2 separate regions of the Homo sapiens genome follow, and region 1 is linked to region 2. A link is a contact called in ENCODE Hi-C or POLR2A ChIA-PET data. All regions are on one chromosome and are shown on one strand. Each heading gives the region's core, a stretch centred on a gene start or an enhancer-like site at or near the end of the contact. The rest is flanking DNA. Distances are from core to core; before and after follow the strand shown. Region 1 has its middle 18 kb from the start of SERINC2. Region 2 holds the start of MATN1-AS1 (MATN1 antisense RNA 1).

The links. Hi-C counts contacts between places; a loop is a spot of excess contacts on that map. ChIA-PET counts read pairs that join two places held with the same protein, here RNA polymerase II (POLR2A). Pooled maps may share reads with other maps.
Region 1: a pooled map shows a loop between it and region 2 (18-fold over the local background). The contact joins the enhancer-like site here to the promoter of MATN1-AS1 in region 2. A Hi-C loop is called at or near these places in 7 of 50 pooled maps. POLR2A ChIA-PET finds 5 or more read pairs at or near these places in 3 of 52 experiments (AG04449, OCI-LY7 and activated CD8-positive, alpha-beta memory T cell).

Annotation. Positions count from the first base shown.
Region 1 is chr1:31,393,234-31,396,653 of GRCh38, forward strand. No RefSeq gene overlaps it. Among named protein-coding and RNA genes, the nearest start is that of SERINC2, 18 kb to the right of the region's middle. RefSeq lists a silencer at 1,469-1,763. Within about 2 kb of position 1,623, at least 6 of the 41 ENCODE cell types and tissues checked have a DNase peak (open chromatin) inside an H3K27ac peak, as active enhancers do.
Region 2 is chr1:30,717,019-30,720,341 of GRCh38, forward strand. MATN1-AS1 (MATN1 antisense RNA 1) reads left to right here and starts at 1,754. Exons shown (of 4, transcript NR_034182.1): 1 at 1,754-2,547. It overlaps MATN1 (matrilin 1), which reads right to left. Exons shown (of 8, transcript NM_002379.3): 3 at 1,717-1,939. RefSeq lists silencers at 977-1,156, 1,197-1,716, 2,277-2,366 and enhancers at 1,777-1,946, 2,044-2,619.

The DNA.
Region 1 (3,420 bases), core at 373-2,872, 680 kb after region 2:
ACTACACAGATAACAACAGATGTAGGGCTGGGTGCGGGGGCTCACGCCTGTAATCCCAGCACTTTAGGAGGCCGAGGTGGGTGGATCACTTGAGGTCAGGAGTTCGACACCAGCCTGGCCAACATGGTGAAACCCTGTCTCTACTAAAATTACAAAAATTAGCCCAGCATGGTGGTGTGCGCCTGTAATCCCAGCTACTCGGGAGGCTGAGGTAGGGGAATTGCTTGAACCTGGGAGGCAGAGGTTGTAGTGAGCTGAGATGGTGCCAGTCAGCTCCATGTAGTGAGCTGAGATGGTGCCACTCAGGCAATAGCAAGACTCTGTCTCAAAAATAAATAAATAAATAAAAATGAAAAAAAAATAAATGTAGGTAAACTCAAGAGAATAGATAATAGTGAAATATAGTAAAATAATTAGGAAGTGATGATTTTTAATATCTTTGTTTTAATATAATTTATTTAATTGTAAATGTATACAATTTAATTTTAAAATTTTTATTATGATGATATATATTTTTTGGGGACAGGGTCTCACTCTGTCATCCAGGCTGGAGTGCAGTGGCATGATCACAGCTCACTGCAGCCTTGACCTCCTGGGCTCAAGCAATCCTCCCACCTCAGCCTCCTGAGTAGCTGAGAATATAGGCATGCGCCACCGCACCCCGTTAATGTTTAAAATTTTTTGTAGAGACAGGGTCTCACTATGTTGCCCAGCCTGATATTATGATTTTTTAAGAGATGGAAGTCTCACTATTTTGCCCAGGCTGATCTGGAACTCCTGGCCTCAAGTGATCCTCCTCTCACCTCAGCCTCCCAAAGTGCTGGGATTACTGGTGTGAGCTGCTGTGCCCAGTATACAATTTAATTTTTAGCAATGACTGTTAAACAGCCCTCTTGCAAAATGCCTGAAACTTTAGCAATTTGCTCTTGCTAGCTGGTGTGAGCGGCTCTTATACACTGATGGACTTGTCCCCAGCCAAAGGCATCCCACAGGGCATTGTCAACAAAAGAGGCCCCATGATATAATATTTATAATTATAAATATTAATACTTTTTGACCCAGTCAAAATCATCTCCCAGACCTCAAGAAACTCTTCTTGGGGTCACTTGCACCTCCTCTTAATTCTCCTAAACACATTGTTGCCATTTAGACTACTGAATGTCAGAGCCAGAAGGGTCCTGAGGCCATTTGGTGCCTTCAACTTGTGAAGATGGGGAAACTGAGGCCCAGGGTAGGGCAGGGACTTGCTTAAGCTCATTAACATTGAAAACCAAGTCTTATGGCTCCCAGGTCAGGACTCATCCTATTAACTCCTTTCTTAGGGATAGGGAAGCTGGCCCAGAGAGAGGAAGGTGAGTGCAAATTCACACAGCAAACAAGCGTCAGAGCCAGAGCCTGGGGATTCTCCTCGCCCGCCCAGATCTCCTCGGAACCTTCACCTTCCTCTTGGGCCCTGGAAATGAGGCATGTGCGCGCCTCCTCCGTGCACCCAGGGCCAGGCGTTGAAGACGGAAGGGGCGATTCCTGCGGGTGTTCTTCTCGGAGCTGAGGTTGGCACGCACCAGTTTGTCCACCGGGGGGCACTACGGAGCCGAGCTAGGAGAGCGCGCGGGCTCCCGGAGCCTCCCAGCCCTGATTGATCCGCACTTGAGCCCGGCGGGAAAACAGGTGTCCCGAGAGGAGAGGAACTAGCCAGACGTCACCCTGAGAACTAGAGACAGAGCTGGCACTTGACGCGGACCTCCTGACACCAGTCAGGTGCACTCTCCCGGCGTCTAAGCGCGTCCCTCCCCCTCTTCCGGGGGCCGGGCTGCTACTTCTTTTCCTGTCAACTGGGGTCAGCGAAGGCCCTCCTGGGCCAGGCTGTGCAGAACCACAGCTCTGTCTGGCATGGCATTGCACCTCCACTGGACAGTGGCCGGTGCTGAGCGACACATGCCTCATTCCCTCTCTGTCCAGGGCCGCTCCCCACCCCGCCTTCTTCTTCTTCTTCTTCTTTTTTTTTTTGGAAACGGAGTCTTGCTCTGTCACCCAGGCTGGAGTGCAGTGGCGCGACCTCGGCTCACTGCAATCTCTGCCTCCTGGGTCCAAGCCATTCTCCTGCCTCAGCCTCCCAAGAGTACCTGGGATTACAGGCGCCCGCCACCACACCCAGCTAATTTTTGTATTTTTAGTAGAGACGGGGTTTCACCATGTTGGCCAGGCTGGTCTTGAACTCCTGACCTTGGGTGATCCGCCCATCTCGGCCTCCCAAAGTGCTGGGATTACAGGCGTGAGCCACCGCGCCCGCCCCGCCTTCTGTCATCCCGTATCAGCGCAAGTCTTTGCCGTTTACCAAACATTGTCACACCCTCTGATTACCTTCTTTTTCTGAGTAGAGAGGAAGGGTGGCGGGGGCTGGGGTTAGACCTGAGCTTCAGTCTTGGACCAGCTACTCAAACTCACCTCGTTACACAATCACTTTGTGCCTTGGTTTCCTTATTTTAAAGCAGAGATCATAGTTCTTATCTCACAGGGTTGTTGAGAGGATTAAAAGAGGTAACACAGCAAGTCCTTGGGAACTTTTCTTTTTGAGACAGGGTCTTGCTTTGTATCCCAGGCTGAAGTGCAATACCGCGATCGTGGCTCACTGCAGCCTCCACTTCCTGGCCTCAAGCAATCCTCCTGCCTCAGCCTCCATGTAGCTGGGACCACATGCGGCTCCACCATGGCTAATTTTTTATTGTTTTGTAGAGGCAGGGTTTTACTTTGTTGCCCAGGCTGGTCTCCAACTCCTGGGCTCAAGCGATCCTCCCATCTCTTCCTCCCGAAGTGCTGGGATTACAGGTGTAAGCCACCTCACCTGGCCCTTGGGAACTTTTTATCATGATTGAAACCTGCACAAGCATCGTAGGAGAGATGGAACTGCCTTCACCTTACACTGGCAGAACTGAGGCTCTGAGAGGCTCTCAGTGAGGAGTCATAAGGGAACTTTTTATTTGAGCGCCAGGTGTGATTGACTTAGGGGTATAAGAAGTAGAACTTTCTTTCTCTTCAATCCGGAGCTGTGTCTAAGCTGGGATGGGAGATAAATGTACGTGCAGCTAAGGCTTGGTAGGTCCATGTGTGTGTGTTCCCAGGCATGTTTTCTACATGGATCACCTTGCAACACCCATTGTCCTTTTTGCTCTGAGTGGCCCTTCTGGGGCTGACATCTCTCTCTCTCTGCTTCTTCTGGGCATTACTAGAAAGGCAAGAATTGTTCTGCGGAGTTGGGTTCACAGTGCGGCTCGGGGTCATTTGGTCACTGGGCTCTGGCCACCATCTGCAGAGCCAGAGGTGTCTCTGCAGTTACCATTCACTCCATCTTTCCTCCCCTGCCAGCCTCGGAAGCCTGTTGTCTGCCTAACCAACAATCTGCTTGAATTGGGAGAGAGAGAA
Region 2 (3,323 bases), core at 504-3,003:
AGGGAAACTAAGATCTCCAACATACTGGGGCCCAGGCCCCCGACTCTCAGCCCACGTCTGGAATCATTGCACCAGTGCCTAGATCCCTGAAGAAGGTTATAATGCTGATGATAAGAATGAAAAGTCTCACTAAAAAGGTAAAGGCCAAGGGTTAGGGCCTTTAGTCTGTTTAGTTCACTGCTGTATCAAGACACCCAAGTGTCTAGAACAGCATACAATGAACACAGCACCTATCTGTCAAATACCATATAATGAGGGTTACATTTTGCATTATCTCACTGGATCCTCTCAATAACGTGCATGCTCTTCTTAGACCCATTTTACAAATGGGTAAAGTCCCTGCCCTAACCCTGATCCTGTCCTACTGGACACCCTGCCCCTGCGGGTCACATCCCAAAGACCCACACACACACCTCCCCTCCGAGAAGGGCTCTGAACCTTCTCCTGCCAGTGCCCAGGCCTCTCAGACTCTCCCGCATCACAGAAAACTCTGGCACCCAAAACTCACGACACAGAAACATGTGTAGGTTTTCTGGGAGCTCTCCTTCCTGAGCTCTGGGCCCTCCTTGGTCCCTGCCAGGATTCTGCCACATAAAAGGGCTCTGTTGTTTTTTGTGTGTGCGGTTTTTTTTTTTGTTTTGTTTTTTTTTTGAGACGGAGTCGTCTCGCTCTGTCGCCCAGGCTGGAGTGCAGTGGCACGATCTCGGCTCACTGCAAGCTCCGCTTCCCGGGTTCACGCCGTTTTCCTGGCGCAGCCTCCCGAGTAGCTGGGACTACAGGCGCCCGCAACAACGCCCGGCTAATTTTTTGTATTTTTAGTAGAGACCGGTTTCACCATGTTGGCCAGGATGGTCTCGATCTCCTGACTTCGTGATCCGCCCGCCTCGGCCTCTCAAAGTGCTGGGATTACAGGCGTGAGCCACCGCGCCCGGCCATAAAAGGACTCTTAACATCGCCTCTCCCCAACTCCCTTAACCTGGGGCTGGAGACCCTCCTCCGTTATCAGGCTCCGCCCCAGCTACGGCCCCACCCCTGGTGCTGGCACCACCTCAGTCTAATCCAGGTTCCACCCCCAATCCACCTAAGCCGTGTCCCTAGCCCTGGCCCCGCCCTGATGTTGCCGTGTAACTCAGTTCCCGCCGTTTTATAGGCTACCGCCCCAGCCAGGCCCCGCCCTCTGATGTGGCCCCGCCCCCCGACGCTGACTTTTTCTGTCTTCACTTTAGCGCTGGCTCCGCCCCTAGCCTTGGCCCGCCTCAGCGCGGACTCTCAGTCTCTGCGCCTGCCACGGCCTCGTCCCGCTCAGCCCTGGCCCTGCCCCTGGAGCCGACTCTCTCCGCCTCCGCCCCGGTCCCGCCCTGGCACTGACTGTCTCCGTCTTCGCCCCTGCCCTGGCCCCGCCCCCTGCCTGCTCTGGCCCCGCCCCGCCGCTCTCTCCGTCTCCGCCCCTGCCCTGGCCCCACCCTTGCCCCGCCCCGGCGCTGACTCTCTCCGTCTCCGCCTCCGCCCCCGGCTCCTCCCCGGCCCCGCCCCGGCACTGACATTCTATCTCTCTCCCGTCTCCGCCTCTGCCCCCCCCCCGGCCCCGCCCCTGCCCTGCGCCGGCGCTGGCTCCGTCTGCGCCTCAGCCTCGGTCCCGCCTCCAGCCCTGGCCCCGCCCCGCCGCTCTCCCCTTCTCCGCCCCTGCCCTGGCTCCGCCCCCGCCTGCCCGCGCACCGCAGAAGGCCTCCTGGAACTTCCTGGACAGCTTCTCGATGACGCTGTAGCTCTCCACGTAATCGACGTGTTCGTCCTGCGGCTCGCTGGCGATCTGCCGCAGCGTGGCCTTGTCCACGCTGCCCACTCCGATGGCGAACAGCTCGACGCCGCTGGCCCGGGCCCGCGCAGACACGTCCTGCACGCTGTCCTGGGGCCTCCCGTCTGTCACCACGATGACCACCTGCGACACGCGGGGCGGTGTGACACCGGGCTCCCGGAAGCCCACGGGACTGTCCAGGAGAGGAGGCTGAGGCCCGGAGAGGCGGGAGGACTGCCGGGTCGCACAGCCAGGCGGCACCCGGGGGAAGAGGACCCGGCTGGCCGAAGAGGAGACCCGTTTCCTCTGACTGAGAGACGTGGCTGGGGGGCTTTCCATCTGCTTCGCCTCCCTCGGGCAGGCAGCTCTGAGATGCCCGGAGGGATGTGATGCCCCATCGCCAAATTGGGGTCTCTAAGGTCAGGGCCATGCCTTCCCCTCAGACTGAGGCGGCTGAGGGCAGGGTCCTCAGGCTGATGGCTGTGGGAGTCGTGCCACGCCCCTCGTGCCCCCGGGAGGCCCGGCCGGGGCTGGGTGGGGGGATCCGGTGGTTCCACATGGTGCAGTTCTGCGCTTTGGCCACCAGATGGCAGCCGAAGCTAAGGGATGGGGCTGCCGTCTCCCGTCTTGCTGTCCTTGTCCCGGTAAGACCGGGGACCCTGGACCAGGGAACCGACGGAGGGCCACTCCCATGTGGATGCCCAAGGGACCAACCCAAGAAAGATGCCGCCCTTATCCTCCTCCACTCCCCGGTATGATACATGCCCCTGCCAGAGAGGGAAAGAATCTGCCTGCTCCCCTCCCACTAGGCTCCTCTGGTCTGTACCCTGGAAAGAAAGAGGTGGCGGACTCTGTCACTGAGATCCGGCTTCGTGACCCCCTGTCTGCACCCGCCCTGAGGCTAGGGCGCTCCCAGCTCTGCCCAGTCTGGGTTAGGCATCCAGTCCCGCTTTGCTGCTTCTCTGCTTCTGACTTGGGTCTGTTTCTGATTCCTGGGTCCCATCCTTAGCCCCAGGTCCTGACACCCTGTCCTGATGACAGGCAGTTGAGACAGGCCGTGTTTAGAAATGCAGCTCCACAAGCTACAGGTCACCTTCCTGAGCCTCAGTGTCTTCAACTGTAAAAAGGGTTGTGGTGAGGTTGAGTGAGATGACTCCTGGTTAGAAGCCAGAAGGGGCAACTATTATTTTTACCATCATTACCCTGGGCTACCTGGGGAGTGACTTTGTACAATCTCTTCCTCTCCAGGGGCCTGGGCTCCTGGCTCTGAAAATCTAGCTGTGACTATTCGCTGCCATCCCGAGGCCCACTGCCTCCTCGAGTCCCTACTCCCCTCCCTGCAACCCAGCTTTCAGATTGTCCACCTTGCTGGGTCCTCCCACAGGTGAACTCCAGGCTGAACACCTGGAGTCTGGTGCCAGCTCCCCCAGCGCCGCTGTGTCACCTGCTGGAGGAGCTCTCTCCTCACTTGCCCACCCCACGCCACCACCCCCATCTCCTTCACCCTCTCCACCACCTCAACCATCAG